Linked DNA regions of Mus musculus: region 1 is linked to region 2. Evidence: chromatin loops called from intact Hi-C (ENCODE). Cell type or tissue: left cerebral cortex. All regions are shown on one strand. Links, peaks and the distances in the headings refer to the core of each region. The heading gives the core; the rest is flanking DNA.

Evidence for each region. Hi-C counts contacts between places; a loop is a spot of excess contacts. Peaks named below come from ENCODE experiments on the same cell type or tissue, not always from the same donor. Only the 100,000 strongest peaks of a DNase experiment are listed, where the experiment ranks them.
Region 1: a loop joins it to region 2, with 2.1 times the contacts of the local background. A loop is called at or near these places in 1 of 42 quality-filtered maps.

Annotation. Positions count from the first base shown.
Region 1 is chr3:109,270,797-109,275,190 of GRCm38, reverse strand. No RefSeq gene overlaps it. Among named protein-coding and RNA genes, the nearest start is that of Vav3, 68 kb to the left of the region's middle. In left cerebral cortex, for the core only: a CTCF peak has its summit at 1,832; DNase peaks (open chromatin) are centred at 1,557, 1,957 and 2,331; H3K27ac peaks cover 585 bases.
Region 2 is chr3:109,337,689-109,342,029 of GRCm38, reverse strand. Vav3 (vav 3 oncogene) reads right to left here and starts at 1,347. Exons shown (of 27, transcript NM_020505.2): 1 at 788-1,347. The coding sequence starts at 991. In left cerebral cortex, for the core only: no CTCF peak of the experiment used is centred there; DNase peaks (open chromatin) are centred at 169, 1,249 and 1,940; H3K4me3 peaks cover 2,032 bases.

The DNA.
Region 1 (4,394 bases), core at 220-4,219, 67 kb after region 2:
AGAGCATACTACTATGACAGGAGGAACTTTTTAAGCAGTCACTGCATTTGGGAGATTGAGAACCACTGTCACAGAAGGAAGCTCATCAGATCCCCACCTTAGATTGCAGACACTTCCTCCTTCCCTCCAGCTGCACATCCATCGCATGGCCCTGCCTCAGTTGGGGGTGCAGGTAAAGGTGAGGGGAAGGTACAGTATAAGAGGAGGAGAAGGTTGATTGGGGGGTCTCCAATGAGACAGCTCTCATAGGTCATCATCCCTTCTGAGTGGGAGTTTATCAGTGATGTAGCTGCCCAAGACTCACACGTGTTCTTGTAAGTAACTTCTTATCCAAGCTCTTATAAATAACCACAGCAGGATCAATAATTCACCATGCTGGATTCAGACAGAATCATTTCTTTGGTCTATAAGTGCTCTATCTGGGGTAAATGCATGTATCTATAAATCTTCCAAGAGTTAGGCAACAGCTATCTCAGCACAACAATAGGAATTATAGATGGTCTCTAGCTCTTTATGCCTCATAGAGACAAAGAAATAACAGCACGTGCTCTCATTAACTAGCAGAACAATGGGTGCGTCCGCAAATATCAACAGTGTGGTTACTATCCCGGTGTATGTGAGAAGGTTCTAGAGCACAGACAAAGCAGCAACTTCTTGCAGGAGTTGTTAGAACAAAAGCACAAAGGCCTGCAGAAAAGAAGAAACTTAAACCGGAGAATAAAGGACAGGCAGAAGTGTCTGAGCAAGCAAAAGATGGGAGCGCATTTATATCACGCTAGCACTTTATCAAGAACATGAGTCCTGAAGCCCAGCCACCACTTACAGTTCCTGGGTTGGTAGGCAAGTTCCCTCTCTTTGGTACTTCAGTTTCCCTATCTGAACATGGCACAGACAACAATGTATTTTGTAAAGTTTCTTGTGAGCATTAAATGCATTATTGTTAAGTGTTGAGAGGAGTGTCAAGTGTAGGAAGGGTTGGATGGCTGCTGCTACTGCTGCTACCAGTACTATTACTACTAATGTTTGGTTATAGTCCAGATTATTCTCATCTGTGGAGTAAATATTTAGTTTTGTGCCTATGATGGGTTCAAGCCTTGCATGACAGTTGAAAACCCCTGCTCTAAAGAAACTGGAGTGCAAACACAGCAACGAGAGGCATGCACATATTAGCGGGCTTCAGTAATTCAGGTGAGCGATGGCATTGCTCCCTGTATTGCAAGTAGAGCACTCAGACCATGTCAATGCTTTTGCAGGATTTATCAGGGAACACTGTTTTATTGCTACTTACAAGAAGAAAGATCTCAGGTCTGCCATGCATATTTAAGTACTGGTGCCAATCAAGCGAGCATCCTTCCTAAGAATGCTTTTTTTTTTTAATGGCTATTTTTTGCCTGGCAATCTTTAAGGAAGGAAGATAGCTTAACACATCAAAGCAGCATCGTTCATTCTGTGTGCGTTGCCCTGGAGTAATCTTCTCCATGAATCTTTCATGAAACAGACTCCCTGCAATGAGAGTGCGGACTGAAGGTCAGAAAGGGTGAGTCACAGCTGATGTTGGAAGACTCATCTGAAACCATTGTTGACATATTCAGATACTGTCTGCAATGGAGACAAAGAATTCCATACCCTGTATAGCAGGGGTCTAGAGAATGAGTTTTAGCAAGACTACTTTACAACAAATCCCCGTGATAGGAGCCAGTACCCCTCTCTGGACTGTATCTCATTTATTACTCAGCTCCCAGCTTTTTATTTCCACCCAATTAATTGTCAGATGATTCTCAGTCATAGCTCAGATTGCTACATACTTCCTCCCACTAGGATTGCACTAACACCACAGAATTTTAGTGAAAAATCTTACAGTTTATGGAAATCCTAGCTAAGCTACTGGTCTGTATTTATGGAATAAGAACAGTGGAAGGTTTCCAAGATGTGAGCTCAAAGAGGGCCAGCTGTTTGCCCCAACACCCCCTAGGATGTGAAAATGCATTCTGAGGGTGAGTCATGGCGACCAGCTGGCTTTGTAGAGCAGTGAGCCTAGAGCCTTGTGAATACATTATTTTTCCACCAGAGCAGATGACAGTTACCTCCCTTTGTTCAGATTTTAAAAGAATAAAAGAGGAAGAGGAAAAGGAAAAGGAAAAGAAAGAGGAAGAAGGAAAATTTTTCATTGTAATCCCACTGACAGAATAAACAAATTTTGTGCTGAATTTGTTAGTGATAAATTAGAATTCTTCTTCCACAACCTTCACCAAAACATTCATGCACTTCTCAAATGTGACCCTAGATGATCACCTTAGACATCCTCTGAAGACTCTTGAGAGATATGCAAATTCCCCAACGATGCCAGTCAATTTGATGTTATCTAACATTCTGTATATTTCTGTCAATCTCCACAGGTAATTCTGGTACAAATTAAAGTGTCAGAGCTATTGCTCCAACTGTGTGAAAATTTATTTTCAAGAGAGTTACATTGAGTTCCAAAAAGCTTAAATCAAATAACCATTTTGTAGGCTCTTCCTATATAAGTCAACTTACCTATTTACAATCCTCTGATGGTTCCTCTAAAGGATAAAATGCAAATTCCTTAGCTTGGTCTAGAAAGACCTTACAAGCTGGTCCTTGTCCAGGTTTACCTCCCTATATCATACACCACACTTATCCAGTTTTACCTCCCTATAGCATACACCACACTGCAGACCCACTGTGTGTATCTTAATTCCATTCTATGTACATGCCTGGTAGACCCCTCTCCTTATATCATAGTCTTTCTCAGTTCTTCCATAGACAATGAATTGCTATAGCCTCAATATTTCTTTTTTTCCATTTTTTATTAGGTATTTAGCTCATTTACATTTCCAATGCTATACCAAAAGTCCCCCATACCCACCCACCCCCACTCCCCTACCCACCCACTCCCCCTTTTTGGCCCTGGCGTTCCCCTGTACTGGGGCATATAAAGTTTGCAAGTCCAATGGGCCTCTCTTTCCAGTGATGGCCGACTAGGCCATCTTTTGATACATATGCAGCTAGAGTCAAGAGCTCCGGGGTACTGGTTAGTTCATAATGTTGTTCCGCCTATAGGGTTGCAGATCCCTTTAGCTCCTTGGCTACTTTCTCTAGCTCCTCCATTGGGAGCCCTGTGATCCATTCATTAGCTGACTGTGAGCATCCACTTCTGTGTTTGCTAGGCCCCAATATGGCTCCTTGATCACATGTCTCCAAGAGAACCCATTAAGTTATTTCATAGTTCCTCCCTCATCTACCTAAAACCTGAAATAAAGACTGAGCAAATCATGAATAAACGTATTCTCTGCTCTATCTTTGTAGTTGCCTGCCCCTGCTATACATTTGACATGTTCATTATAGTTCATACCACTGTCATTCACAGAAAGAGAACCTGCCCATTTATACATCTTACTCTATGGCAGAAACATCTGTGGTCATGGAAAGAGTTCATATGATCAAATTCTTATCAATGAGATGAAAGTCTGTGTGAAGAGATACTTAGCAATAGAAAAACCAAGTACTTCCATCTGGGGAATCATGAGATTTGATTCCATTATGTTTTTAACATTGAGAAAATAAAACCCTAGATCTCAGATTCCTTAACTATAGAATGGGAGGGAGGATGGAAAAACATCTGCCCTATTTGTCTCACCAATTTTTGTAATGACATAAAACCCCATTTGTCATTAGGGAGATGATTAAAATATCATGTCCTTACGTGTAGTTTGTCTTGTTATATATTAAATATTATCTGAAATACTAAGGACCAATAGAGTATAAAGGTCTCAACCATCAGTAAATTCAGGAGACACTGGGATAGAGGGAAGGAAGGAAGGAAGGAAGGAAGGAAGGAAGGAAGGAAGGAGAAAAAGGTACAGAGGAAGGAAGGGAGGGAGAGAGGATGAGAGAGAAAGAGAGGAAGAGAGAGAGAGAGAGAGAGAGAGAGAGATCATCTATTGAAAATACAGCAATGTGTTTCAATCCAGGGAAACGTCCTATGAATATTTGCTCTATAGACCAGGTGAGGTTTTCTCCCATCTCTGTGTGCCCCCACCCCCCACTCTGCTTTCTGAACAACATGAAAACAACAAAGAGGACTTGTGGTTGTGGTTTTCTTCCTAATCTCCCTTTACATTTTCTATTCCCATGCTCCATTTCCAGGAAAGTGGCAGCCTGCCAACTAGGTTTATTACCATCCTCCCAAGAGCCTCGTGTCAGACAATTGTAGCAGGCTTCAGGTCACTTGTATCAGGTTATCAGGCTCCTTTCAACTCTAGGCTTTTTGGCAGGTATAGGGAACTGGGCATTGCTGAGCAGGATCTTTAGCTCTCATCCTTCTCCACCAAGTACAGTTGATGCTTCAGGCAAGAGTGAAGAAATGAGAAATT
Region 2 (4,341 bases), core at 1-4,000:
TGCCTTCCAGGACTGGATTTTAATCAGAACCCTCAAAGAGGTATCTCCAAGCTAAGGCCACAGAAGCCCAAGTGCCTCCAAGCTACCTGATCGCAAGACCCAATGAAAAAAAGCAGAGTCTCCAGCAAAACTTCTCACTTCCTGCCACCGGTGAGGGAGGCTGGGCTGGCTCCCCTTACGTTTTCAGACAAGCTATAAACACAACCTTCCAGTTTGCTAACAGGCCACGGGCTTAGGGGGCGGGGTGGGGAACTTCAGGAAGGCTCTCTGTGTCCCTCTTGGTTTATTTCCTCTGAGCAGATAACGGTACCAAACGCCCTCCACTTCCTAGAGTCCTCATCTATGGCACAGTTCCTCTTTCCAGAACGTGAGGACCAAATGAAAGCAAAAAATAAGTCAAAGCAAAATTAACCCCACCGCTTCATCTCATCCCTTCTCATTGTTATTTTAGAGCCGACTCCCTCTTTGTTATCACACACACACACACACACACACACACACACGGGGGGGGGGGGCAGAAAGGTGAAACGCGCCCTAGGATAACTTATTTCTTCCCGCCTCCCAGAAACCTTTAGGATTCCATACACCATCTCCCGACGCAAGGCTTTATTAGTTCTGCTTAGAAGCTAAGTCATTTCAAGGCAAGTGAGGAAAAGCCCCCAAGCTGAGAACTGAGAGGCAGGGCAAAGCGGAGCGCACCTAGATGTTTGCATTTACACAAAGAAATTATCCGGATGATTAATGGGAGCCTCTGACGGGCAGCGGGGTCGCGGGGTGGCCTCCATACCTGGGACATCTGGGGCCTCAGGTTGATCTCCTTCAGATTGATGGAGTGTGGCCGCAGGTTGTTGAGCAGCTGGCAGAGCAGGACTCCATCGCGAAGGGTCTGCGCCAGGTCGAACACCTGCGCCGAGTCCCAGGTCACCCGATGGTTGGGGGGCAGCACCTTGCTGTGGATGAGCCACTGAGCGCACTGCTTCCACGGCTCCATGTCCGACGGCTCCCGGACCCGGCCCGGCCGGGGCGGGCAGCGACTCTGAGGTGGCCGCCGCGGAGCGTCAGAGCCCCGCCGACGCCAGTCGCGCTGATGGCCCCTGGTTCGCTTTGCCTTTCTGGAGCGGGCGCCGCTGCCGGCGGCTCGGGGACGCCGCGTGGGACTCGCCTCGGGTCCCCGCCCGGATGCGCCGCGGCCCGGCCGCCGCTGCAGCAGCGAGTGCCGCGCGCTCTCGGTGCGCCCCGGCCGGCTCCGCTGAGCACTGGCTTCCGACTGGCGAGCCTGGCGCCCCGCGACTGAGCATGCCCAGCGCGCCTGGCCGGTCTGTGCGGTCCGCGAGTCCCCGGAGGCGCGGGTGCGAGCGTGCCCGCCGCCCTGGCTGGGGGTCCGGGGCTGAGGGCGGGGCGGCTGGGGGGAGGAGCGGGCCGAGTTGGGGCGGCGGCCACAAAGGGGATCCCGGCGCCCCCGCCCGCCCGTGAACCCTCGGATGAGTGGAGCTTGCACAACCCCGGGGCGTCCAGGGATTAGCCCATCGGCGCGGCTTCCTAGGAAGTGTGGCTGAACACTGAGATTCGCAGGGGTGTCCCCGGGGACACCCTGAACAATGAATGCGATTTAAATTAAGAGGGTCTCAGAGGAGCCAAGGCTTAACTGGGACACAGGGAGCCTGGAGAAATGAGATGTGCACTACGCGCAGCTGGAGAACGCAGCATGGAAAGTTTGTGATCGGCCCCTGGTCCCGCCTCCTCCAGGTCCATCCTCAGCCCCTTCCTGAAAGTCAGTTTCTTCTGAGAATGTTTTGACACCTTGAAAGTGCGTGACGTGGGGACAATTGCAGCTTCAGCCTAGGTAGAGGGAAAGAAGTAGGTTTTGCATATCTCCCAGGCTTGGAACTGTTCACTAAAGCAGTCCAGCGCCTTTTGCTGATCTTCAAAATCCTGCCTGAGAAAAAAAGAAAACTGGCCGGTGACACAGAGGCAAGAGCGCGCATGCGTCAGTGACTTGCCACCAGGTTTGAGCTCAAATCGCTTCAGTACCGAGACACTGAGAGACTGGGTCAGCATATTTGGAGAACCCTGGGGAAAATTGGAAAGTTCCCCCCCACACACACCCACACATGTCAACTCTGTCATACTGAGGCAAGGTTCTCCCTGTCTTTTTTATTCCCACTGCCCTACAAAGCCGAAAAGGGTGTATAAGCTTTTTGTAGTAATATATTATTTCACTGAACTCTGACAACTCCCTGTAAATGCCCTCTTCGCTAGTCTTTTTTTTTTTTTAATTGAAATCTAGTTTGGTGGGATTTTATATCTGTTGTTGCTGCTGCTGCTGCTGCTGCTGCTGCTGCTGCTGCTGTTTCATTAGATATTTGTAGCTCAAATTTTCGATTGTGGATCTTATTGATTTTATAAACAGGACAAAACGTAACTTTTAAAAAGTACATGATCTGTTGGGACAGAAGTTCGCTTCTTTTATGCGTGACTGTAGCAAGCGTGGCCTGCTGTGTACACAACCAGCCTTAAACAATAATAAATCAGCCTAAGGATTTCCTTTCCTCGCATGCATCCGTCCCCAGCAACTTCCTCTGTGCACACTGTGGAGTCCATCAATAGCACAATGTTTCCTAGACCATAATAGGTTTGAAAGCCTGAAACTACAGGAGGATCAATCCTTAGCAATACTGTATCACCGAAACTGTAAAGTGCATCCTAGGCACGAAGATTATCAACAGCAGTGTTGCAATAAAATAGAACATTATAATCATAAATCGTGAAAGAATGTATAAAATATATATACTTTTTCTTTCTGGAATTTTCCATGTGATTTTTTTTGGGGGGGGGGGGTTGGCTGTTGACTACCACTTTCCTAAAAACTCAGAATGCAAAACCATCAAAAAGAGGCAAGTACTGTAAGCCATGTTACTCATTATAGATCTTTACAAACAAAACACACATGACTTGCCATTTAAAATGTGGTCCTGCATAAGAAGAAGTGGCGCTGGAAAAGAGGAAAGATGATAAGGAAAAAGCAAAGACTAGCCAAGCATTTCATTTTAGGTAGCATCAGATCATCCCTTAATACTGTTAAAATATTTCCAAAATCCAGATCATGTGTACCGACCAGTAAACAAACCTGGATTTAGAATCCAAGTTAAGCTGCTTTTTGATAACCTTGGGCAACTTCTATTCTTCTAACCTTCATTTTCTTCACCTATAAAATGAAGGAAGTGACCCTTGCCACGTTGGGTTGTCAGAATAAAAAAAAGAGTACGCCTTGGTACTTGGAATGAATACATAGACAGGAGTATCACTGTGGACCTTGTAAGACTCTCGGGCCTGAACAAAATACCCATGGAAGGAGTTACAGAGACAAGTGTGGAGCAGAGACTGAAGGAATGACCATCCAGAGACTGTCCCACCTGGGGATTCATCCCATAAACAACCACCAAAACCAGACACTATTGTGGATGCCAACAAGATCTTCCTGACAGGAGCCTGATATAGCTATCTCCTAAGAGGCTCTGCCAGTGCCTGACAAATACAAAAGTGGATGCTCAAAGCCATCCATTGGACTGAGTACAGGGTCCCAGTGAAAGAGCTAGAGAAAGTACCCAAGGAGCTGATGGGGTTTGTAGCCCCATAGGAGGAACAACAATATGAACTAACCAGTACCCCCAGAGCTCCCTGGGACTAAACCACCAATCAAAGAAAACACATGGTGGGACTCATGGCTCTAGATACATAAGTAGCAGAGTATGGCCTTGTCAGTCATCAATGGGAGGAGAGGCTCTTGGTCCTGTGAAGGTTCTATGCCCTAGTATAGGGGAATGCCAGTGTCAGGAAGTGGGAGTGAGTGGGTTGGTGAGCAGGGGAAGGGGGGAGGGGATAGGGGATTTTCGGAGGGAAAACTAGAAAAGGGGATAACATTTGAAATGTAAATAAAGAACATATCTAATTTTAAAAAAAAGTCTCTCAGGCCCTACCCAGACTGAATGAGTAGGACCCTGAACTGTATCAAGGTCCTCAGGTGATAAATAAATTTCCATCAAAAGCTGCAAAGCCTTGATATAAGGTATGAATATATGTGGTGCCTGTCACAGGGACAGCTTCATAAACACCACTCACTATACCACACATCCCTGTGCATCCACAGAGCATCAGCAAAGACCAAATATTTTAAATTGCTACATATCACATGTAACATGTAAATAGTACTTTAGGTCATAAAACTCAAATATTAATCCAGAAAGTGTATATAAGGGCAAGGAAGACAGATGGAGGTGTAGGAGGCCTACAAGAGGCACTTAAAGAAGTTGTGGGGCTCTTCAGGTGAGTGAGAAGCTACAA